Regions from separate parts of the Homo sapiens genome. Here regions 1, 2, 3, 4, 5 and 6 are each linked to region 7. Evidence: chromatin contacts called from ENCODE Hi-C or POLR2A ChIA-PET data. All regions are on one chromosome and are shown on one strand. The core of a region is the stretch at or near the end of the contact, and the rest is flanking DNA. Distances in the headings are between cores, read along the strand shown.

What was found. A loop is a pair of places that touch in the nucleus more often than their neighbours do. ChIA-PET counts read pairs that join two places held with the same protein, here RNA polymerase II (POLR2A). Pooled maps may share reads with other maps.
Region 1: a pooled map shows a loop between it and region 7 (10-fold over the local background). The contact joins the enhancer-like site here to the promoter of B3GALNT2 in region 7. A Hi-C loop is called at or near these places in 1 of 37 single-sample maps with no recorded cell type and 8 of 50 pooled maps. POLR2A ChIA-PET finds 5 or more read pairs at or near these places in 2 of 52 experiments (PC-3 and activated CD4-positive, alpha-beta T cell).
Region 2: a loop to region 7 is called in a map of endothelial cell of umbilical vein, with 22 times the contacts of the local background. The contact joins the promoter of LINC01132 here to the promoter of B3GALNT2 in region 7. A Hi-C loop is called at or near these places in 1 of 168 maps with a recorded cell type or tissue (endothelial cell of umbilical vein) and 11 of 50 pooled maps. POLR2A ChIA-PET finds 5 or more read pairs at or near these places in 1 of 52 experiments (Caco-2).
Region 3: a pooled map shows a loop between it and region 7 (4-fold over the local background). The contact joins the promoter of LINC01354 here to the promoter of B3GALNT2 in region 7. A Hi-C loop is called at or near these places in 5 of 50 pooled maps. POLR2A ChIA-PET finds 5 or more read pairs at or near these places in 2 of 52 experiments (Caco-2 and HEK293).
Region 4: a map of OCI-LY7 shows a loop between it and region 7 (10-fold over the local background). The contact joins the enhancer-like site here to the promoter of B3GALNT2 in region 7. A Hi-C loop is called at or near these places in 7 of 168 maps with a recorded cell type or tissue (CD8-positive, alpha-beta T cell, K562, OCI-LY7 and 4 more), 12 of 37 single-sample maps with no recorded cell type and 11 of 50 pooled maps. POLR2A ChIA-PET finds 5 or more read pairs at or near these places in 2 of 52 experiments (CD4-positive, alpha-beta T cell and CD4-positive, alpha-beta memory T cell).
Region 5: a loop to region 7 is called in a map of naive thymus-derived CD4-positive, alpha-beta T cell, with 2.9 times the contacts of the local background. The contact joins the enhancer-like site here to the promoter of B3GALNT2 in region 7. A Hi-C loop is called at or near these places in 1 of 168 maps with a recorded cell type or tissue (naive thymus-derived CD4-positive, alpha-beta T cell), 2 of 37 single-sample maps with no recorded cell type and 9 of 50 pooled maps. POLR2A ChIA-PET finds 5 or more read pairs at or near these places in 3 of 52 experiments (H1, activated CD4-positive, alpha-beta T cell and common myeloid progenitor, CD34-positive).
Region 6: a loop to region 7 is called in a map of OCI-LY7, with 2.8 times the contacts of the local background. The contact joins the enhancer-like site here to the promoter of B3GALNT2 in region 7. A Hi-C loop is called at or near these places in 1 of 168 maps with a recorded cell type or tissue (OCI-LY7), 11 of 37 single-sample maps with no recorded cell type and 5 of 50 pooled maps.

What each region holds. Positions count from the first base shown.
Region 1 is chr1:234,771,007-234,774,561 of GRCh38, reverse strand. It overlaps LOC107985364 (a long non-coding RNA gene), which reads right to left. Exons shown (of 3, transcript XR_001738532.2): 2 at 434-593. Among named protein-coding and RNA genes, the nearest start is that of LINC02961, 13 kb to the right of the region's middle. RefSeq lists enhancers at 1,621-1,670, 1,691-1,860, 1,881-1,930, 1,951-2,170, 1,906-2,200 and 1 more. Within about 2 kb of position 1,706, at least 31 of the 41 ENCODE cell types and tissues checked have a DNase peak (open chromatin) inside an H3K27ac peak, as active enhancers do; they include PC-3, where a contact is called at or near this core.
Region 2 is chr1:234,722,131-234,725,306 of GRCh38, reverse strand. LINC01132 (long intergenic non-protein coding RNA 1132) reads right to left here and starts at 1,265. Exons shown (of 3, transcript NR_038856.1): 1 at 1,225-1,265; 2 at 1-84. RefSeq lists enhancers at 1-358, 359-921, 1,486-2,048.
Region 3 is chr1:234,530,492-234,534,085 of GRCh38, reverse strand. It overlaps LINC01354 (long intergenic non-protein coding RNA 1354), which reads left to right and starts at 2,307. Exons shown (of 3, transcript NR_038426.1): 1 at 2,307-2,558; 2 at 2,905-3,060.
Region 4 is chr1:234,598,142-234,601,281 of GRCh38, reverse strand. No RefSeq gene overlaps it. Among named protein-coding and RNA genes, the nearest start is that of IRF2BP2, 10 kb to the left of the region's middle. RefSeq lists silencers at 381-430, 831-1,360 and enhancers at 904-1,417, 1,418-1,931. Within about 2 kb of position 1,466, at least 40 of the 41 ENCODE cell types and tissues checked have a DNase peak (open chromatin) inside an H3K27ac peak, as active enhancers do; they include CD4-positive, alpha-beta T cell, CD8-positive, alpha-beta T cell, OCI-LY7 and 2 more, where a contact is called at or near this core.
Region 5 is chr1:234,842,895-234,846,332 of GRCh38, reverse strand. All of the region lies in intron 2 of LOC107985365 (a long non-coding RNA gene), which reads left to right. Among named protein-coding and RNA genes, the nearest start is that of LINC02961, 85 kb to the right of the region's middle. RefSeq lists an enhancer at 3,170-3,289. Within about 2 kb of position 1,677, at least 15 of the 41 ENCODE cell types and tissues checked have a DNase peak (open chromatin) inside an H3K27ac peak, as active enhancers do.
Region 6 is chr1:236,158,303-236,161,668 of GRCh38, reverse strand. All of the region lies in intron 1 of GPR137B (G protein-coupled receptor 137B), which reads right to left. Among named protein-coding and RNA genes, the nearest start is that of GPR137B, 17 kb to the right of the region's middle. RefSeq lists enhancers at 1,344-1,393, 1,484-1,933, 2,034-2,083 and a silencer at 3,049-3,098. Within about 2 kb of position 1,453, at least 5 of the 41 ENCODE cell types and tissues checked have a DNase peak (open chromatin) inside an H3K27ac peak, as active enhancers do.
Region 7 is chr1:235,502,900-235,505,984 of GRCh38, reverse strand. B3GALNT2 (beta-1,3-N-acetylgalactosaminyltransferase 2) reads left to right here and starts at 1,533. Exons shown (of 12, transcript NM_152490.5): 1 at 1,533-1,844. The coding sequence starts at 1,733. RefSeq lists enhancers at 935-1,054, 755-1,431 and a silencer at 1,365-2,004.

The sequences.
Region 1 (3,555 bases), core at 457-2,956, 730 kb after region 7:
AAGATGTGTAGACCCTAATCCCCGGAATCTGGGAATGTGTTAGGTTACACGGCAAAGGCAAAGGAAGGTTGCAGGAGGAGCTGAGGCTGCAAATCAGCTGACCTTACAGTGGGAAGAGAAGCCTGAGTTCTCCAGGTGAGACCAATGTCCAGCATCCTGGCTGAGCCTGCTCCCTTTACAAACAAGGTTAGGATTTATAACTGCTTTCATGGTAACATCTGGCTCATTTCTCTCAAGTTCCCCCAACTCTTTTTTTTTTTTTAGTATACAAATCTTTATTCTAAAGTCATTTCATTTCGGCTCAATTCCTTCTCTCTCTCTTTCTACCTGTTTGTTTGGCCTTTGGAGATTGAGAATGAGAAGTAACAGGACTCATTACCCACAGCTAGTCACAAGAGGAGACAGAGGGAGAGTGAATGCAAAAGAAAGGTACCAGAGAGGCCACCTTGCTGGCTGTCAAGGTGGAGTAAAGAGGCCACAAGCCAAGGGGTGTAGGCGGCCTGGTCTCTTCTGCAGCTGCTTTTTAAAACTCTAGGACTTTCTTCCACCAACAAATTCTTTAGGTTTTATCAGAGTTAGGAGGCAGTTAGCATCTGCAACAATAGAAAGAATATGTATTATTTGGAATGCTTGTGTGGCTTATACAGCTCCCAACCAGTTCGGGAGTCTTAACACATTGTGCTAAAAGATGCTGAAGGCTGGGTTTCCACTTCCCAAACAATTTCATTCTCTAAGAAAACTGCCGATAAAGATAAAAAACATTACAGCCAAATGGAGTCTTGCCTGAATCCCAGGCCCTGCCACATCGACCGCTGGTTCTATCAGTGGCCAGTGTTCTGGAAACGCTTCCCCGACATCAAGGAAGCCGGATCCTCCCCACACAGTGATGGGTTCTAGGCCATTTTTGCTGCCTCGGTCTGGGAGCTCACCATCCTCAGAAGCTCCCAGCACCTGGAGATGTCTCGCATCCTGGCTGAGCCTGCTCCCTTTAGCAAACAAGGTCAGGATTTGTAACTGCTTTTGTGGCAACATCTGGCTTATTTCCCTCAAGTCCCCCTGCCACTTTTTTTTTTTTTTTTTGAGACAAGAGTCTTGCTCTGTCGCCCAGGCTGAAGTGCGGTGGCGCGATCTCCGCTCACTGCAAGCTCCGCCTCCCGGGCTCACGCCATTCTCCTGCCTCAGCCTCCCGAGTAGCTGGGACTACAGGCGCCCGCCACCACGCCCGGCTAATTTTTTTGTATTTTTAGTAGAGACGGGGTTTCACCGTGTTTGCCAGGATGGTCTTGATCTCCTGACCTCGTGATCCGCCCGCCTCGGCCTCCCAAAGTGCTGGGATTACAGGCGTGAGCCACAGCGCCCGGCTTCCCCCGCCCCCGCCACTCTTTATATATATATATATATCTTTCATCTATAGTCATTTCATTTCAGTTCAATTCATTCTCTCACTCTCTCTCTTTTTTTTTCTACTTGTTTGTTTGGCCTTTGGAGATGGGGAACAAGGAGTAAGAGGACTCATTACCCACAGCTAGTGACTTGGGTTAGAAGTGAAAGCACTTCTGCTGGGCCCTGACTTATTTATTTATTTTTGGCCACAGAGCCACAAGGCTCGGTCCCCAGTGAGCCGCCCGAGGACATCTTGTGGCACCATCTGTTCGCCCCCACCCACCCTCACCAACTGCCAGGCTCCGATTGTTGTTGGTGGTGGTGGTGTGTTTTTTTTTTTGTTTTTTTTTTTTAAGTTTTTGTTGATTTTATAAATTCTGTAGCTCTGTGTTTTTTAGACTCGGCTTGCTCGTGTCAACGCAAAACCAGGACAAGCAGAATAAACAAAGAGATGCTGGCAGAAGGCTGGGTGTGTCGCCTCAGGTCTACAGATGTGCTGGGGCCACACTGAGGAAGGCCCTCGTGTGCATGCAGGGCGCTGGCCGGAGCGCCTTAGGACGCATCTGAAAACTTCTCATTGCCTCAGGGTTTAAAATAGCCACACTTCCTGCTCCTCGGAGAGGGTATGCACAGAATGTGGGTGACTCACCGTCGGTGGTTTTCGATGTGTCTGTCATAAGGAGGTATCATCAAAAGCCCGGCCTGTTTCAGATGTTATTTTTTTCCACCCTCAGCCATGCGGTGCTGGGAGAGCAGAATGCCTAAACCCAGTGTTTGTTTTGAGCGCAGAAAGTGAAGACCAAATCAATTGTGCCGCAGCAAGTAAAAACTGAATGCGTGAGGGGGAAAAAACCTGCAAACAGTGTGAAGACTGAGTTTCAAGGTTCTTGTTTTCAAAAAGTTTAATTATATTTCAACTAAAGCCAAACTGTCAAAACATGGGAGAGTGATCTGCCTGCTTTGAAAATGCATTAGCCTTCTTATGTAAAAGCCAATAATTGATATCCAAGAGGAAACCAGAGCTGTGGGGGTCGGAGGAAGAAGGAAGACAGCCTCTTAGAACTGCTCAAACGACACTTCCCTATCAACTACGTGCAAAGCTTTAGATCCAGGTTTGTGAAGTGGGAAATTGGAGAGGGGAACAAAGGCAAAGCTAAAACCCTCTGTGAATGGCGAAGGTTTACAATATCAGGCCTGGTTTACGAGACATGTGGGGCCAGGGCACTGTGAATTAGAATTTACATAAGCGAGAACCTGGAAGAGATCCTCAAAATTCTCAACAACAGCTTTGTAAATAACAGCAGGCTGTGCCTTCTTCCCCCTGAGAAATGCTGGGGTGTGTCTGGGCTGCCCCCAGGGCCGGGCTAATGCCTGGGCCCTCTCTTTGCTTCCAGCCCAGCTGGTTTTCAGGTTATCTGGTTGTTGTTTTTTTTTTTTTCCAGACTCCACTCAGCCACTTCCTCCAAAAATGGACCGTCGGTGGTTAAGTCTTTGCCCTCTTCATCTCAGTTCCCATTCCTGCCTCTCCTTCAGTAATCTCCTAGAACTTTCTAGTTTCTAGCACAGAGATTCTTAATCGTGTTCTTTTGATGGCTGAGAAGTATGTGTATTCTTAAACCACTCTCAGATTAAATTAAGCTTGCACTACATAAAAAATATTGATGGAAGCCATATAACACATATTTGGGATAGAGCTAGAGCAGGCATCGAACAGATCATACCAGTTGGAATACGGTATCAAAGAGCTGGGAATTCCCGGCCTACAGCCTGGGTCCGGGAAGGCAGCCGCCATTTTCTTCCTTCTTGGGTCAAGCCACTAGCTTCTGGGAGGACCAGCCTCCTCCAGCGTCTCTGTCATTTCCCCTTGATTGCTGATCTTTGAAAACAAGCCCAGGTACCTATCATATGAATGCTGCTAGGCTTTAGAACCCTTTCTTCATCTACCCTGGTGACATGAGACAGCTATCTTTCTCCCAGTGTGGCTGATCCCCACAAATATACATTTCTTGTAGCCCAGTGTCGGGTAGAATGGACTTTCTGGTCTATGGTCTAGGACTCTCTGTTGACCTTGGAAAAGAGTTGCCAGATAAAATACCGGATGCCTAGTGAAATGAGAATTTCGGATAAACAACACATCCCTTTTTTAGTGCAAATATACCTTCAATGTTATAA
Region 2 (3,176 bases), core at 16-2,515, 780 kb after region 7:
CTTTGCTTCGGAAACCTGCCAACTCTCTGCCTGGAGACTTGCCTTTGATCACGACTTGTCACCTTTCAGGAGATGTTCCACTTTCTAAGCAGGTGAAAAATGAACCTGATTAAAAATAGGGAACTGGACTCTTCACAGAGTCCCCCTGTAAAGCCAAACTACTGGCTACACCTCCAAGGGGGAAAAGGGAACATCCCTGTCCCTCAGGTCCCAGGGCTCCGTGGGACCCAGGACCCCCGAACAGCCTGCAACCCTACGACGACGGCCTGGCCATGCTCCAGCAGCAGGCAGAGGCTTGGGCCACAGCCACGTACTGGCTCCTGCTCGCTGGGTTCACCTTGGTGACCAGAGGGCACTGTGACCGCCCATTCTCCTCCCTCCCTTCCTCCTCCCCTCAGTGCTTTATGGACCTGAGTTTCTGGAGCTTTCTCAAAACCGTGGACACGTTCCCAGTGGAAATCATGACATTTTCCGTTTCACATTACGCACTCCACAATGCCCCAGGAAGGGAGAGAGAGAGGGAAGGAAAATAGGGCCTGGGAGCCAGCCCCTCTCTGTCTGCAGCCAGGGCTGCTCGCTGCTCTGTTTATCCTGGAGTCACCTCCCTCCCGAACTTGACAGCCAGTGCCCCAGTGTTTTCTTCTGCAGTCAAAGGCCCCGATGAATAGGTGAACTGCCTTTTCTATCTGCTCATGTGGCACATCTGGATAAAGGCGTGCCTCTCTACTTTGTTGTGTTTTTTTAAAACTTTACTTTCCACTGCCATGGTAACTGCTGCATGTTTGGCAGAGGGAAAGAGGAAAAAAAAAAAAAGCTCGGAGAGAAGAAAAGGAGCTCTCAGCGCGGGGCTGGCGGCCGTCCAGGGTAATCATGCCGCAGAGCTGAAATGAGGCCTCTGGCGGGCAGCCAAGTTACAAAGAACAAAGCTGTCAGTTCCTAATGTTGGCGGCAATGCTTGTTTGGCACCCTTATATGGTTTCCCAGAACTCCCTGCCTTGGCCGCCTTCCATTCCCTTCAGGGCAGCAAACAGGATTAGCACAGCTCCGAGTTGTTTTTCTCCTCTCTCCTCCAACTGTTCCAATGACATCATCCCTGCTGCATTCATTTGCCAGCAGGGTGGTTTTTTTCTCTCTCTCTCCACCTCCCTCCTCCCTTCCTCCCTCCCTCTCCCTCCATTTCTCTCTCTCTCTCTCTCTCACACACACATCTCTACTCCCACTCACTTCCTGTAGCCTCCCCCTCGCCTCTGACTTTCTTTAAATGCAATGTTTTAGGTCATTCTTCTTGTCCAGCTTCTCTGTTAAATTAAAAACACCCTAGTGCTTGTACATTTAGCTGAATCAAGCCAGACGCTGTATTTTATTTTTATAACTGAATTCCTGTGAGATAAAAATCTCATTTTCCTTAGTAGGCTGTAATCAGCACTCACAGGGATGTGGTTTCCAACTGCCCCAGCTCGTGCTTCCTTATGAAGCTCCGCTGAGAAATGAACTTGGCTCCTGTTCAGGTTTAAAGGGCCCGAGGCCGGTCACACATTGCTCACTCATACACACACACACACACACACACACACACACACACACACAGAGGATGTGCACACAAAGACCATTATACATGTATGCACACACACATGGACACACGTTCTTGTCCAGGGAAGCCCCTACGGTTCCACACACGAAGAGCAAAAAAGTATTCCCTGAGACAGACAGACACACAATCAGTACCCAGTGTCATTCTTCCCCTTTCCAGGAGGAAAATAGGTGAATAAGTCAAGCTGAAAGCTGCTTCCGAAAAGACTGTTTTAAACTAGCAGGCAGGCCAGCGTTATGCAACTCATGGCTAGGTTCATTAAAGGAATCGAGGTTTGCCGACTGCACAAATGTTCCCCTGCCTGCCTCCGCCCCAGCCCCTCCACCCCACCCTGCTCTGATTCATGAACTAGTTTTCAGATTCATGAATCACTCGGGAGCCAGCAAGAGAAAAATGAGTAGTATTGATCTCATTTCAATTGAAATGGGCTCATTAAGGCCATGCTGGCTGTGGACGGCCTTGCACGACAAGACGCTGGCCGGCGTCCGAGGTCTGCAGGCGGGCGCCCGAGCCTGCGGGTGGGACAGGACTCCTTGGGTGAAGCCTCCGCGGAGGGTGCCCCTTCTTATTATTATTAAATGGACACAATATGATCTACTGGTACAAGGGACTCTGGCTGCACTCCGCAGCCCTCGTTGGGCAGGCCGGTTTTCTTCTTTTTGTGTGGCCCGTTTATTTTGTTATTTTTTTTCACAGTTAATGGAATCTCAGTGCAGTTTCGCTCCTGGATTTCTGGTGACTCTTAAGGACTACCTGAAGTAGGAATTCACCTTCTGAAACAACTGGCATATCTTGGGGTTTGTTTGTTTTAACGCAAACAAGGAGCTTTTTACTCTTCTCCCTCCAGACCTCTGCCTTGCCACCCTCCTTGTACCGTCTTCAGCGAGAAGGACTAGGGGCTAGGAACCATCTAGACTTGGAGTAATCTAATTTATGTGGGGAAAATTTCTCCACCAACTGGATGGCTGCCTTCACGTGGACACCGGTTTTATAAAACCACTCTTTCCCTTCCCAAATGAGAATAATGGTTGAGGAAGCAGCAACAGAGCCTGGGTGCAGAGACATCACAGAGGGAGGCGTTAGGCCCCTGGGGCAGATGTCGCAGAGGCCGCCCACGAAGGAGCTCTCTTCTCTCCCACTGCCTTTCCTCTCCCCACTTGAGTTCCAGCTCCCTCTTGACACGAGCTCCCCTCCCCTTTCCAGCCCTTCGCCTTACACTTGTCCTCATGTCTGGGGAATCTTTTCCTCTTCCTCTCTACAACACCGGTTGGGCACCGTGTGTGAGCAGATCAGGAGAGGCTATTAGCTTTGATTTGCAGCTTCCAAATGGATTTTTGCATGGTTTCTTCCTCCAGCTCCTTCCACCCCCACGCCAGCCCTGGGAGATTAAAAACAATGGACTGGACACATGCTTTTCAGAAAACCCAAAAAGCTGTCAACCAACACCACAGAAGGATTCCATCCTAAGAGGCATACTTTTGGATCCAAGAGTTTAGAAATGAGATTCTTATCCATTGACTTCAGAGACACCGTCATGCATTAGACGCATTTCCCTTGGCAGGGATTCGACGAAGTGACCTTACTC
Region 3 (3,594 bases), core at 1,058-3,557, 970 kb after region 7:
TGCCACGCAAACACTTCTGGAAATTTCTGTGCTTGGGCCTGCCAAATCCATTATGCACAACATGAATTACAAGAGTTTCTATCTCTCCAAGCAGTTGCTTTTTGAGCTTAATTCTCCTATACGCTTTATGAAACGCCACACACACAACCAAAAATGAGAAAAACACCCCCAAATCCACTACCATCCTTTTTTTTTTCTGTCTTTTTCCATTTGGGTTGCCAAGCTCACAGCTTTTCCTGAATTAGGAGAAATAGCCTCAAACTTTGGTTTGAATTACATTAAATCTAAATGTGGGAGGCAATTGTGCTTCCTGGAAATTCTAGAAAGGAAGGATGTTTCGCATCAAGGAGACAGCCTAATATCTAGGTAGGAAAAACAATAAAATGCAACAAAAGAGCTTGGAAGGGGAAAAACATATACGCCCTGTTCATGTCCAGCCGTTGGGATTTTGGCCTTGTGGGAAGATTTTGCTCAGACTAGAAAGAAATGCTGTGAGCGGAATGTGCCTGTCTTGTGCTTAAGACTGCGGCCCTGCTTCGAGATGCACCGAGCCCGACGTCTTGGGTTTCTATTCACATCCCTGCAGACTGTCAACCACATGGGCCATTTTGGAAGCAGGGTGTGCCAAGCAGGTCAAAGGGAGAGCACGCAGGAAAGACAGCCAGTCCTTCCAGTCCAATCCTGCTTCTTCCCATGCCTTCCCTCCCTTCCAGGGCTGAGAAAGGTTTGCATCATGTATTTTCTGAATCCAAATTGAAACTTGTCTTTTGCTGGTGATTCAGATGTGCAGGATTACTCAGACTCTGCCTAGGATTGTTTTGAAGGGCCTGCAGCTCCACTCCTATTCTCCAGAAGCACTGGGATGACATTATTCATAGGGCACACATAATAGCTAATATGAGGTAATCACATTAGCACATTCTGAGACATAAAGTACAGCTAAATCCTTCCAATTCCCACTAGGTGTAATGCTGTCTTGACACACAGCCCTTTTCATGATAACCGTAAGGTCACTTCTCCATCATCCCTCCCCGATCCCTTTATTTTCTGGAGTATCTTTTGTCTTAGATACTCCTGTCAATTTCAGCCAATCAAAATTGACGTATTCTAAGAGCTAGTGGTCCCCACTGTGCCATTCCATCAAGTTGCTACTCGAGCTTGCGTCTCAGTTTCTCTCTCTGTTAGGAGAAAGGTTGTGTTTGCAGGTGGCCATCCTCCCAGGGCATGGCAGAGCCCAGTACGGCAGAAATGTCATGGGATTTGGCATCAGGTTCTGGCTTGGACACTTGTAACTTTGTGTCCTCACTTCTAAAATGGGAACAGGAACGCCTTCCTCACAGCACAGTCATGAGGAACCAAACGTAATGATAATTATGCAACTGCTTTGCAAACAGTAAAGCAATATACGAATACGGCTTGTCATTATTATCTTGCAAGGCCTAATTGTAGAAATCTGACCACTTACGTTACTGTGAACATGATATAGAGAGTGTGGGTCAAGATAGTCAATGCCCGTGCAGAATGCAATGTGGGAATGTATTACAGCTGACACTGCCAAGTGATTGTTGATTTCTGCAGCTGATGCAGGTTGACCTCTCTCAAGAATAATTTTTAAAGTATGTCACTTGCTCCTCTCTTTCTTTCTCTGTCTGACTTTCTGTCTCTGCTTCTCTGTCTCTCTCTGCCTCTCTGTCTCTCTTTCTCTGTCTGTCTCTTTCTTTCTGTCTCTGTTTCTCTGTCTCTCTTCCCCTCTCTCTGTCTCTCTGTCTCTCTGTCTCTGCCTGTTTCTCTGTGCCTCATTGTCTCTCTCTGTCTCTGTCTCTGTGTGTGTGTGTGTGTGTGTGTGTGTGTGTGTGTGTAGGTGTGTGTGTCTTCCTCTCTCCTTTTCTCTCTCTTTTCCTTCAGGAATCAATTGGTAGAAATCACTATTCATATGCCAGTTTACTGTATTGACCTAAGAATGAAGGTGAGGTCGCCAGTGCTAATTAAATTTCCTTTCCCATAGTGAACTGTATCCCAGAACTAGAGTTCACACTAAGCAGTTAAACAGGTTTGGGCATTCGAAAAAAGAAAAAAAAAAGCTGGGGCCCCAAGAAAGCACTCTTGGCCTCATTTCTATTTGGCTCACATTGCCTGTCCTGTTCTTGGCTTAAATTTGGATCACAGGACTCATTTTCTCATTTTCCTTTTCTCATGTTCCTGGATCTTTGTTGTAGAATTGTAGGAAACACAGAGTCAGGAGAGTCAGCCAAAAAGTATTTCTCCCCTCCCTGGAAGGTCTCGGGCCCTGCTCAGACACCACATGCGCAGGGCCGACTGCATTCCCACGGCGACGGCCTCCTGGCCCGCATCATGACTGTTGTTTTCCTCGCGGTGGCCATAGCTTTTGGATTTTACATTCAGATTGGTTCAAGGGGCTTTTTCCTTTCTCTGTTTGAAGGAAGCCACCCTCTCGATCCCCAGTCAGCGTGGCGTCCTCTCAGCAACCCGCTCCTGGTCTTGCTTTGACTCCTGTGCTCCCGGGCTGCCGAGAACACGTCTGGAGCTTTTAAATCAGGGTGAGTCCCAGCCGCCGAGGAAGCACTGAACAAAAAGGCCACCGCTGGGGAGCTGCAGGGGCACAGACGGAGCCTGGGAGCGGGGCTGACCATGGGGAAGAAGGGGAGGTGGGAAAGAAGGCCCGGCCACCTCCACTGCTACAGCCACAGCGACAACAGTAGACAGTGACAGGCCCTGCCTGCCACGCACTGCAGAGTCTGTGGCTCTCCCCTGTTAAGTAAGAGCAGTCGGCGCTGACGTTCAGTGAGGTCATGAGGATACTCACAGAACTTTCTGGAATAAGGGTCAGGCTGCGAAGCATTCCCCAGACATTGTAACATCCAGCCAGTCACTCGTGGCATTTAGCTTTTAGGTTCATCTCTGTGAATAATCATCACAAATATTTACTGAGCATCCTTCATCTCCTGGAAGCCTCGTGGATTATCTTGCTGAATCCTCACCACAGCAGCCCGCTGAGGGAGGTGCTATCATCGTCCCTGTTTTTCAAGGGAGAGAATCAAGGTTTGGGCAGGTGCAGTGACCTGGGGCGGTGCGGGGGGTGGGGGCGGGGTCTATTTCTGGCAGTCCTTCTTACGCTCATCCTGACTTAATAATACTGTTTCTGCATTTACTGCAAAATGGGCTCCCCCAGGGGTTACCCACAGAGACACATTTTCTCTTTTCTCTCCTCCACTCATGAGCTCAGTTGCGTGCTACGTTATCTGCCTTGTCTTCCCAGGCGTACTTTAACTTCTGCAGAGCAGACTGAAACTATGTCCGCCAGGCCAGGGCTTTCATTGCCCCCACCCAACTCTCTCCTGTCCCTGCCCCTACCTCATCCTATCAGCTAGCCGTCAAAAGAGCAACCGGAAAATCCCACACTTTGGTTAATAAAGCTAATATTAGAAAGAATCACTAAAAGTTAAGCTTTAGGGTCGAATCCATTGATAAGTGTTTAATACACTGACCATTTCATCTGATATTTTATTTTTTTAATTTTAAAATTAATTAATTGTTTATTGTTTATTTTTTAGAGACAGGGTGTCACTCCAGAGT
Region 4 (3,140 bases), core at 217-2,716, 900 kb after region 7:
AGTATTTGCCATACTAGTAAGAGTTCTGCAGAGAAGTGACATGTGGGAGTAGAGATTGTCTGGGTCAGACTAAATCAGCATTTCTTTGGCACAGGCTTGTCTTGGGCCGTCTGCCTGAGCCGACTGTATGTGTGAGCTGCAAAACAGAAAAAAGCTGTTGAGAGTCTTAGCCCAGGCTAAGAGCCCATTACCCCCATTTTGTTATTTCTGCCTGCAAACAGCAGTTCAATTAGCTTTTCTGGTGATAAAAGATAAAGATTTATTGTACCCCATATACAATTGAAATCAGAATTTCACAGGAGGGTCACAGTCATTAGAGAAGTTTTGGAATACTATTCTCCTAATAAGCACCATATGGGTTGTTGCTGTTATAATTTAACACCTACTAAGCAGGCATCTCATTCTAGGCTTTGAACAGCTGAGAGGCTAGCTCCTACCTTTTGTGCAGCTTAAAGTCAAAGCCACAGGTAGGAAATGTCACTTTGCTTGGTTCAAGACACGTATTGACAAGAGTTAACCACGAGTTTGTTTCCTTCCAGTTTATCTTACAAACCACAGTAAAATTCTGACATAGGAACACAGTCCGAAGTCCAAAGTGCTTTCGCACAATAAGTTCATTATGCCCAGCGTGCAATTCATGCATCAAGGGGGCCGCCGGACCCCATTATCTTTATACAAATCAAGAGGCCAGTTGGAACAAGGAGGCTGGTCAGAATGGTCAAATTGTAGTTTTTCCCTTTCTTTTTTAAAAAATTTATTTTTTCACTTTGTATCGTTGTTCAGAATGGCACTTTTTAAAAGGAAGAAAGCCTCCAGCCCTGCCAAGCTCTGTTTACTCCACGGGAAGGAAAGGGGAGGAGGCTCCCTCACTCTCCAACAGCCTGGAGCCCACAAGGAGCCCTTGCTGCGGTTTCCAAGGCGGCCCCCTGACTTGCGCCGCGCCTCTATTCTAGAACTTTTCCCGGGCTGGAGCAGCGCAGTCTCCGCGCGCCCGGCTCTGCGCACGTGGAGCCGCGCGACCCCGGGCGGGGCGGGGCGGGGCGGGGCGGAACGGAACGGAACGGGACGGGACGGGACGGGGCGGGGCGCGGGCCCGGAAACGGGAAACGGCCCGGTGCGCCCCGCCCCTCCGCTCCGCCGCCCAGTCCTGGCCCCGAGCGCCAGGCCAAGCCAGCGCGCCAGCTGCCGGGCTATAATTAGAGGGACCGCAGCCCGGGCCCGGCCACCTCCTCGCGCCCCCCGCCCGCGTTCCCGGGGAAGAATGTGCGAGTGCGCGCGAGGGCCCGAGTGCGCCGCCGCCGGCGCGCTCTCTGGAGCAGAGACCGCGTGGTGAACCAAATAAAGTAAAAGGTCTGGCTCCTGCTGGGCGAGGCCGAGCGAGGAACGTGCGCGCCAGAGCAGGGGTGTGGCGAGCCCTCGGTGGCCCAGAAAAGATCAAACGCGCGTCAGCAGCAGCCGTGGCTGCCGCCTGCAAGGGTCCCTGACGCGGGCCGGGCTGTACAGGGTGGATTTTCTAAGTTGGAGATGGCGCATGACAAGAGCTGCCCCAAATCAAATGTCACTCCCTTTTTGGAAATCATGATGCTGCTTTTTTTTTTTTTTTTTGGCTGCAGCTATAATAAGCCAAATGTTCCGTGCTGGTGAAGTAAACACGCGTGTTTAAGAAGCATCTGTGTTAGCACTAATGGATGGTGCATGCTAATAAAAATGTATTTATTAAGCAAACCTCAGGACATGCCCCTATGGGAACTGCCCAGAGTACTGTTAACAACTGACTGCCTGAAAATGAGTTTACTTTCTATCAAGAAACTTTTATTTAAATTTGAAGAAAAAAGTTTTTCTTTGATCATAGCATTGTTGTGCACCTGAGGTTCTACCCAATTAGTTAACTGCTAATTTTTATTAATTATTCCCTTTAATACTCTGCAGTATTTTCTCAAAAAATGAACAGCATGACCCCTGTCACTTTAAAAAACTGACATTAAACTATTTCTCCATCACCAGCCTTGGAGTTGGGGGGGCAGGGTGCTGGCTACCAGAAGTAGCAACTAGATTGTGGAATAAGTATTGTGTAATAGTTTTAGTGATTGTTTAAAAGTGAATGAACCGGTGAATGGATAGGAGGCTAGAAAAAAAAAAAAAAGCCTTGCTTCAGGCTTGTGAATTCCTAGACACAACCCTACCCAAAGACTTCCTTCACCAACATATTTTTCTTTCTAGATAATAGGCACAAAAACCATTTAGAAGTTTGAGATGGAAATCATGCAATGCACTCTGCTCTTTATATATGTTACTGAGGAATCTGGAAGCTTTTCCGGGTTGAAATGCAATTCCTAGGAAATTATTCTTGCTCTTTTCCTGTGGCTGTTTTTAACACAGCAGCAATGCAATTTCAGTGGCTCTGCTCCTTCACAAAGACCTTTGAGAGGGAACTATGCTGAGAGATGCAAATTCAAGGTTTTCTGAAAACACCTCAGAATTGTCCAGTTCTGCCCCCAGATAAAACCACTAGAATAAAGGTCAGGAAATCTCCAGATGTTCTTGGGACTTGCGCAGTCATCTCAGGTAATTCAATTAGCTTTTGTGTCTGTTTTGCAATTATTAAAAAAAAATATAGGCCAGGCACAGTGGCTCACGCCTGTAATCCCAGGACTTTGGGAGGCCGAGGCGGGTGGATCACCTGAGGTCAGGAGTTTGAGATCAGCCTGGCCAACATGGTGAAACCCTGTCTCTACTATATATACAAAAATTAGCTGGGCGCCGTGGTGCATGCCTGTAATCCCAGCTACTTGGGAGGCTGAGGCAGGAGAATCACTTGAACCTGGGAAGCGAAGGTTGCAATGAGCCGAGATCGCCACACTGCACTCCATCCTGGGCGACAAAGTGAGACTCTGTCTTAAAAAAAAAAAAAAAAAAAAAAAATATATATATATATATATATATATGATGTACTTGCCTCAGAGGGGGCTAAAATATCAAATTAGGTAATTTCTATGACAGATTTCTGGTTTTTCATTTATCAACCAGACATGAGAAGGTGCTGTCATACAGGGCATCATTAGGTGATTGGGCACAGTGAGTGCCTACCACCCAAAATAGAGACTTTCAGTTATTATATTAAACAGAATAATAGCAAATCG
Region 5 (3,438 bases), core at 428-2,927, 660 kb after region 7:
CAAACTGTTGTTTCTTTGAAAGTAATCTTTTCTTTTTTTTTTCCCAATTGATTTTGCCCTTTGGCAGCTTTTCCTTATAATGCCTCTAGATTTTTATATCTCGTTTTGAACTAATTATGCTACCTGAATCTGATTTTCATCTTGTTCTAGAAAACTGTCAGACACTATCTTAAAATATTGCCTCTTACCCCATTCTTTCTTTCTGGAGCTCCTATGTAATGCATGCTAGAGCTTCTCATTTCATCTTCCATGTATTTAAGTTCTCTTTCATGTAAGAAATATCTTTATCTTTCTGTGTTGCATTCTAGGTAATTTGTTTCCAAACCACTTCCTGGATGATCAATTCTCTCTTTGGCAATCTTTGCCCCGTTTATTAAGTTTTTATTTTTAATGTTACACATTTCATTTCTAGAGGTAACATATGGTACTTTTTCAAATATGCCTGGTCTTTTAAATTTATTTTCTCAAAATTTTGATTTCTCCTTTTACATTTCAGTTATGTTAACAACAATTCATATCCTCCTTCTGATAGTTCTATTAGCTGATGTTCTGGGGGTTCTGGGGACTCATTACCTGTGCCGCCCGTTGTGTCTGTTTATTCTTGTTTGTAGTGCACTCTTGCTCATGTCTCTAAACGCATTTTGTAATTTTCGATTGTGAGCTTCTATTTAAAAGAATGTGCTCACTATGGGAATCTTGTGTGGCAGAGGTTGAAGATTGGTTTCTATAGAGAAGTTTTTTATTTGTTTTGGCAAGTGCTCTTGTGATATTGGGACTCCTTTTATGTTAATTAATTGACGTAGCTTTCCTAGACCATACAGGTGAGTAAACTTAAGCTCCAAACCCATGTGAAGTGTGGTCTGTGGTTATGAAACTTGAGGTGACCTTGTTTTCCCTCAGCGGATCTCCCACTGCTCAGGCAGCCAAGTGTCAGCACTTTTTCTTGTGCTCAGACCTTCTTTATACTCAGTCTCTGGGATTTCCTTCACTCATTTCAGCTGTGCTTTTAACACCACACTTATTATTTTTCTACAGCATATTTAGGCGTTTCTGTGGCCAGAAGCTTTTCAGATTCTCCTCTAAGATATTGCCAAAATGATAGTTCTTGTCATCCTGAATTTCTGAACACAGAAAAAGTTTTCCCACGATGATTACAGATTTTGAGATCTCTCTAGATACTAGGGACATCTTTAGAAAGCAGGCCAAGAGCCTTGACCAAACTTACGGCAATTCTATTGTACTGATCAGAAAATATCACTTACTTTTGCATGTAGATTTTATTTAGATGAGAGTTAGGTTTTGTTTTGCAAAGAAAATAGCTAATGTATTCTTTGCTAAGAATGACGGTGATACACAGCGGTTGGATTTATTTAATAAAATGTGAGATGTTAAGAAAAAAATCTTAGGAATTTGAAGACACTGAGAGTGTTCAATGCAAAAAAAAAAAAAAAAAAGGCAGAGAGAGAGGGTGTTTCAGTTGCCTGCACCATACATACTCGCTGGTTCCGAATAATGCAAGGATTTCTCTCTTCTGTTCCGGTCTTTTGATGTTGAGTTTCCTGCCCCTTAAATATCTGCTTTACCAGAAAATGAGAAAGTCTTCACCCAAAAAAACAGCACAGAAGTGAAGCCAAGTGACTGTAAAAGGTTTCATAGCCTGGTCAACAGGGAGGCAGCTGGCGATCACTTCCTGCCTCACCCTGGAGGAAGGAGCTACTAAGGAAAGGGACGTCTAAGCTGAAACAACTTCAGGTGGTTCCTGTCCCTCTCTAGAGACTTTAAAGTCTCACTGCATGGAATGCCCTTGATATCCAGACTGGGAAAATCTAAGCCTGTGGACCAGGAAGAAAAGTCATTCATTTATTCATTCGTTTATCACTCCTACTACTCATGAGAGTCAAGTGAGGGCTGTCTGGGGACTTAGGGTAGGAAACTTTCAATATGGCTAGATATATGCACTTAACTATTTCTTTTTCTTTTGGATTGACAGTCTTATTTACTCTGAATACAGGGCATTCATAATGCTCATTGTTGCTGCTACTATTCTGTGAACACATGTTTAGAAAAAAACGTGGTGCAACGGTATGGGAATTCTGAGTTCACTTGTTCATCCATTTTTTTCTTTAAATAACATTTATCCAGTGGTATGTTATATAGAGCTTTGTACTGGGTGGAGTGGGGCTAAAAAGATGAATGATAAATAGTTTCTACCCTTAGGAATCTCAGTCTAATACCATGTGGGGGATGGGGCAGTATATTTACAGAAAGAAATGCTACATGGGGCATATTTAACCCACAAATGATCTAACTGAAGAATCAGAATAAATATTTCCATACATTTTAATTGTGGTAAAATATACACAACATAAAATTTACCGTTTGAAGCTTTTTTTTTTTTTTTGTAGACAGAGTCTTGCTCTGTTGCCCAGGCTGGAGTGCAATGGCACGATCTTGGCTCACCACAACCTCTGCCTCCTGGGTTCAAGCGATTCTCCTGCCTCAGCCTCCTGAGTAGCGGGGATTACAGGCGTGCACCATCATGCCCAGCTAATTTTGCATTTTTGGTAGAGATGGGGTTTCTCCATGTTGGTTAGTCTGGTCTCAAACTTCTGATCTCAGGTGAACCGCCCACATCAGCCTCCCAAAGTGCTGGGATTACAGGCATGAGCCACTGCACCTGGCCTATTTGAAGCATTTTTAAGCGTACCATTTGGTGGCATTCATTAAGTACATTCACATTATGGTGCAAACATCACCATCATCCCGGAAGCCTTTGCATCTTTCCAAACTGAAACTGTACCCATTAAACACGAACTTCTCATTCCCCTCCCCCTAGTCCCTGGCACCCACCATTCTACTTTCTGTCTCTGTGACTTTGACTCCTCTAGGTGCCTCATACAAGTGGAATCATTCAGCAGTTGTCTTTTTGCATATTGCCTGTCCAAAACTTTTTGAATGGAAAGAAGTATGTTTTACAGAAACAGGAAAGTCCCAGCCTTGTCTCTGACTGCTTCACCCCTTGGTTCAGCCCAGTGAAAGCTGGTCAACTTTCCTTAATGCTCTGAGATCCGTAATAGCACAACCATTTTAGTATCTTTCTCTGAAGACTGCAACACGCTGTCATGATATTAGTCAACTCAAGTCAACTGACATTATTATAGTGCTTATGAGGCTGCTCCTGCCTGAAAGCCCTTCACTGCCTCCCTGGGGTGTGGGTGGAGGATGAGATAAGCAGCTCACAAGTGGGACAGAACCCTGGCTCTGCGGAAAGCCCAGCTGGCTGCCACGGGTGGCATGTTTCTCGGGGCTTCCTGTGTGAGCGCATAGACAGCCCTGCTAGTCCCTCAGCCCAGATGCCTGCCAGAAACCCAAGCCCTGAGGATGCCCCTCCAGATGTGTGCTGTGAACTGAGCTTTCTGAAATCCTTCTCCTGGGGCC
Region 6 (3,366 bases), core at 204-2,703, 660 kb before region 7:
ACCAGCCCCCATGATTCAATTACCTCCCTGTGGGTCCCTCCCACAACACTTGGAAATTCTGGGAGATACAATTCAAGTTGAGATTTGCATGGGGATGCAGCCAAACCATAACAGGAGGTGTGAAAAGCGTGTGGAGATGTGGGAGGCGTGAGAAGGTGTGAGTGGGAGGCGTGAGGAGGTGTGAAGTGTGTGTGGAGGTGTGAGGAGATGTGATGTGTGGAGGTGTGAAAAGTGCATGGAGGCGTGGGAAGCATGAGGAGGTGTGAACCTGCATGTGGACTTAGGAGCAGTGAGGGAGGGGGTGAGGAGAGAAGGTGCTGCAGGAGCCCGGAGCTGGGGAGGGCAGCAGAAGGTCGGGCTGGGGTGTGGACCAGCCAGGAAGAGGCCGCTGTCCAGGGTAAGGGTGCGGAGAGCTTCGGGGGAGCATTGGCACAGCTGAAATGCAGACCTGTGCTGTGAGAGAGGTCCCTGGGATACAGAGCAGAGCAAAGGCTGCAGACCATGGGTTGACAGAGAAGGTGAAAATGAAGGCAAATCAGAGGCCCAACACAGATTCATGATGCCTGGGCCTGGAGGGCGTGGCGGGGAATTGGAGGGTGACCACTAAGAGGCACGGGGTTCCTTCTGGGATGGAAAAGGTCTACAGTGGACTGTGGGGTCACTGCGCAACTCTGAATGTGGTACACTTCGAGATGGGGACAGCACAGAAAATGTGAATTATACCTCAATAAAGCTGTTATTTAAAAAAAAACAAAAAGACAAAAAAAAAACTAAGAGTAGGGAGGAGGTCAAAGAGCAGTCCCCTCAGTGGTCAAGGCCTCAAAGACTGCAGGGGAGAGAGGCCCCGGGCAGGAGACAGTCAGGGTGTCCAGTGCGGCTGACAGGCTGGACCACTTCACCTTAAGCTGCCACAGGGCCTGGCCAAGGGCAGGCTCGACTGACGGGGAGGCTGGAGGGGGAACAGGCAGACCCTGGATGGCAGCAGGAGGAAGTGGGAGCAGTGAGTCAATTCAAGAGCATAAACTGCTTTCCAAAAGCGCATGTTTGTGAAATGCAAGAAAGAGGTTATTCAGGGGGTCCAGACCTTGTTTTTAAGATGGGGAGACCTGAGCATGCTTGTGGACAGACAGAAGGAGCCTGGGTCCCGAGAAGGGCAGACAGGGAGAGGCAGGAGGCAGGGAAGGGTGGAGGGCTGAGAAACTGAGGCAGCAAGGAGGGGTCTGAGGGAACATGGCAGGGACAGCCATGGGAGTGCCATCTGCCTAATGACAGGGACCCCGGGGAAGTGAGGTTGGGTTGGAGAGTCCCAGCTGCTTCTTGGGGAACCCGATCAGGAACTGAATGGTGGTAAATGAGCCCCACTTCCTTTCCCTCCCCTTCCTTGGGCTCCACACAGCCTATGAAAACACCGGGGTTTTTCAGGGCTTCCCCCGTTGTGGCAAGAAGGATGGGAGGACAGGGGAGGGGAGCAGAATCAGGCCTGAAGGAGAAAGAAGAAATTGCAGCAACTTTGATCAGAAACCCTGAAGTTTGTCATCTGGTGAAAATAAAGCATTTCTCCCTAATGGCAAATTCCTTTCGGTTTTAGCATCGTTTCTTCTGCTTTTGAAAGTCCCACCTAGAACCTCAGAACCTAGAATAGATCTGGGGATGACGCTGTGGGTGATGCTGGCTTTTTGACTTGTTGAAGGCTGAGCCACGGCTGGGAGATGTCCCCAGCTGGCCGCTGTCAGGCGCTGGGGAATGTTCGAGAGCCCTCATGGGCTTTCCGCACCACCCGCTCCCACAGTGGGCCAAGGCCTCCTCATCCCGGACCTGTGGGCGACTTGTGCCCCCTTGGTAACCCAGGCCTTCACCCCATCCTTTCGGATGACACAGGAAGGCCTAGAGCTCTGCATGTGACGTACTTGTTTCGACAGAAGCATAAAGGCCTTTGAGCAGCTGCTGGACTCTGCCCCCTGCCCTCATAAATCAGTCTGTTCACGCGTCACTGATTTGTTCCCACCCTTTGAACTCCCGCTTGCCTATTTTTTTTCTTTTCTTTTTTTTTTTCCTGCAACCTCTGCCTCCCAGGTTCAAGTGATTCTCCTGCCTCAGCCTCCCGAGTAGCTGGGATTACAAGCACCCGCCACCATGCCTGGCTCATTTTTGTATTTCTACAAATACAAAAAGAGACGGGGTTTCACAATGTTGATCAGGCTGGTCTTGAACTCCTGATCTCGTGATCCGCCTGCCTCGGCCTCCCAAAGTGCTGGGATTACAGGCATGAGCCACCCCGCCAAGCCTATTTTTTCAACTACTAACTCAAGTTGACATTTGCTGTCTTACAATCTTTCTGTTTGTTTGTTTGTTTTTAAGAGGCGGGGTCTTGCTGTCACCCAGGCTGGAGTGCAGTGGTGCCATCATAGCTCATTGCAGCCTCCATCTTCCTGGGCTCCAGGAATCCTCCTGCCTTAACTTCCTGAGTAGCTGAGACTATGTACAGGTGCAGCCCAAATGCCTGGCTAATTTGTCTTATTTTTTAGAGATGATGTCTCCCTACATTGCCCAGGCTGGTCTTGAACTCCTAGACTCAAGTGATCCTCCCATCTCGGCCTCCTGAGTAGCTGGGTTACAATCATTTTTACTAATGTCTTAGTGGTGTTTCTGGCAGAAATGTCCCCTGCTATTCTTTGTGGGTATGACAGTGTCTCCTGTGCAGTCAGCAGAACTCAACAGAAGTCACCTCTGATGTCCCTGGAGGCAGTGTCTCTGATGTACCAACAAAGCACTATGCTTCCAACCTGCGCTTGATTCAGAATCTCTGCAGCCATTTTACTTTATAAATCCTCTCCCCTAAGCCAGGACCCACATCTGGACACCCTAGTGTCTCCACTTCTGTGCCACCACTCTCTGGACACTTCATAATCCCCCTATCCTTAAAAGGGGGTGCATCCTGATCCTAGCTGCCTGTGGGCTGAGACTCCTGAGGAGACCCTCGCAGTAACTGAGGGGGACTGAAACTCTTAGTGCACCAAGCACAGACTCCTGACTAAAGAAACCAGTCTCTATCACACACGCTGGTTCAAAACGTATGTATGCAAATTCATCTGAAAATGTTACAAATGCATGGCAGGTTGAAACTTTATATTATAAAATAATTTATGTATATACAAAGAAATAACAGCAAATACTCATGCACCCAGCACTCCATCCTTAATACTTTGCCACGTTTGCTCCAGCTATGTTTTGTTTGTTTGTTTCTGAGACAGAGTTTCACTTTTGTTGCCTAGGCTGGAGCGCAGTGGTGCCATCTCGGCTCACTGCAACCTTGTCTCCCGGGTTCAAGCGATTCTCGTGCCTCAGCCTCCCGAGTAGCTGGGATTA
Region 7 (3,085 bases), core at 284-2,783:
TAGCTGGGACTACAGGTGCCCACCACTACGCCAGACTAATTTTTGTATTTTTAGTAGAGACAGGGTTTCACCATGTTACCCAGGCTAGTCTCGAACTCCTGCCCTCAAGTGATCCGCCCACCTCGGCCTCCCAAAGTGCTGGGATTACACGCATGAGCCACGGCGAGCCAAAGTACTTTTTTCCCTTAAGCCTGTTTGAGTTGGGTCTTCTGTCATCCAAGACTTTTTTTCAATAATACAGTCACCTTCTGTTTCCACACTTGTGGAAACTTAAAAAAAAAAAAAAAAAAACCGCGGCCGAGCGCGGTGGCTCACGCCTGTAATCCAAGCATTTTGGGAGGCCGAGGCGGGCGGATCACCTGAGGTCAGGAGCTGGAGACCAGCCTGGCCAACATGGCGAAACCTCGTCTCTACAAAAAAAATACAAAAATTAGCTGGGCGCAGTGGCGGGCGCCTGTAATCCCAGCCACTCAGGAGGCTGAGGCAGGAGAATCGCTTGAACCCAGGAGGCGGAGGTTGCAGCGAGCCGAGATCGCGCCATTGCACTACAGCTTGGGTGACAGAGTGAGACTCCGTCTCAAAAACAAAAGCAGAAACAAAAACCGCCCCATAGCCCAGCCGCTCGTTCTCATCCTTCTCTCCCATCCTCACCCCAGTGCCTTCACCGCCCCGTCCCCGCTTTCCGGCTGCCTCGGCGCGGGCCTGGTGGGCCAGGAGGGCTCCCACCCGGGGCAAAGCCTCAAGACGCGGGGCCGGCGTTCTCCCTGGAAGGCTCGCTGCGGCCACCCTTCCCCAGGTCCCCGGAGCCCACGTTCTCCCAGCTCGCCCGGCTCCCGTTTCGCTCCCAGCTCCAGTATGAACCCGGAGCACGTGCAGTTCTACCCTGATTGGCTCGTCATCATCGTGTTCCACAGCCTAGTCCCCAGCTCGCTGTCTGTCACCCTGCGTTCCCAGAGCACAGAACCGGGCAAAGAGCCGGGAACCCACGGCACCAGAGCTAATCCCTGATGAGTCACCGCTCCAGGCGCGGACACTCGGGCTTCCTCGCCCCACTCTACGGGCCAAGGAGACGTCAGCAGGATCCCACCTCCCACAGCAGTCGAGCAAGAGAGCACGCGGAACAAAGGAGCTCTGCGTGATTTCACACAAGAGCCACTCGGATTTCCTTCAAATCTGAGGCAAAGCGCATTTCCCTTCGCGGCTCCGGGCAGCCTCCGAGCACCGGGTCTCCGGCACTACCTCCCCTGGGCCGTGGGGTGGCAGCAAACGTCAAGGGGGATGCGCATGCTCTGTGTGGGGCCTCGCCCTTCGCCCCCGCGGCCGCCGAGTGACGGAAGCGCGTGCTTAGGCTCATGGGAAATGTGGTTTCTAAACCGCGGGCGCCCCCTGCCTGGGCCCAGAGCGGGACTTCAGCTCCCGGCCGGCTGGCTGGCGCGTGTGGAAACGCGGGAGGAGAGGGCGGGGCGAGTGGGAGAAAAGGTGGGCGGAGCCGGTGGGAAGGCCAGGCGGAGGGGGCGGGGCTTCGGCCGGCTAAGCCGCGGCCACCCGCGGTCTGAGGGACCGGAGGAGCGGGGCCGGGAGCTGCGAGGAGCCCCCCAGACGTCGCCGAGCGCGAGGGCGGGCGTGCTCGGAGTGGTCGCTCGTCAGCCGCCGCCCCTCAGTCTCCGCACTTGCAGGTCCCCTCCCTCTCCGCCGGGACGCGGGAGAGCCCGGCTCGCGGCGGGGGCGGCCAATGCGAAACTGGCTGGTGCTGCTGTGCCCGTGTGTGCTCGGGGCCGCGCTGCACCTCTGGCTGCGGCTGCGCTCCCCGCCGCCCGCCTGCGCCTCCGGGGCCGGCCCTGCAGGTGAGGTCCTGGGGCCGGGCGGGTTGGCGGCCGCCGGGGGGGTGGGAGGCCCGGCTTGGTGCCGCGGGGCTTCGCCGGGAATTGTTGGAGGCGGGGGAAGGGCCAAACGCGACGGTCCCCAGACGAAACAAACGGCTCTTTTCATCCTTGGAGCGTTAACATCGGGCAAACTTGAGGGAGCTTTTCTCTTTTCGTGTCCCCGCCTCTTCTCACTTCCCCGTTTCCCTTAACGCCCGCAGAGCCGGCGCCCGCAGTTGCAAGTCCTTCGCCTGTCCCCAGGCCTGGTTAGTGATGTCCGACGCCGCCCGTTCGCCCGGGAGCGGAACCTCGTGTGCCCTTCAGCCGCCAGCGCTTTCTGCTTTGGGAGCTCTGGCTCTGAAGTTGTTTTCTTCCCCCCCAAGTTGTTGGTCTTTCTCGGTCAAGACTGGGGTTTTAGTGCCGTGGATAATGTGTGTGCGTGTTTTCAAAGGTGGCTCGGTTTTGCTTTTAAGGAATAACTTTGCTGTAAGAATATACTGTAGTTCGTATTCTTGGATTATGATGTAAGTCGGTTAAACAAATCTAGACATGAAATAGGGCATGGCCGAGAGTTGGAGTTGTTCCTGTGAGTTTGGATCGCATAACCTGCTAATGCAGTTTACATGGAAATATCAAATTCTTTAACGATCGTGTCCATTTGCTCTAAAACTTAATCTCTCGTAGGAATGAAACCTTTGTTCTTGTTTCGCGTCACAGCCTAATAGAATGCTTTACTTACGGTGCCCAGCGGATTGTTTTGTTAGTGGGTTCCACCACCCTGAACACTACTTTAGCTTTCCCTGTATCTCTTGTCTTCTTCTTTAAGGGCTTGCCCTAGAACATGAAAGAAACCTAGAAAGCTCTTTTAAATATTATGTAATACTTAATTTTGTAACTATACTGGGACTTTTTTCCCTTACCATCTCTCCCCAAAACAGCTGTTTTCTAATCCAAAAGTTCTTAAAATTAGAATTGAGTGTTTGCAGTTCAGCACTCTATGCCTTATAAGTAGAAAGTATTCGGCAATCCTCAAAACAGTCTCAGTTATATGAAATTATGTTGAGGTTATTTTGGTAACAATCTCTTTTCCTATTAGATCACTAGCTCTTTGAAAAGGATTTGTGTGACCTGAATAGAATTAAACACTATTTAAGTGATTTAATGAAAGTACAGTGTTGCTATGCACTTAACCAGTTGATGGGGTCAGGGTTTTGCTCAGTGTT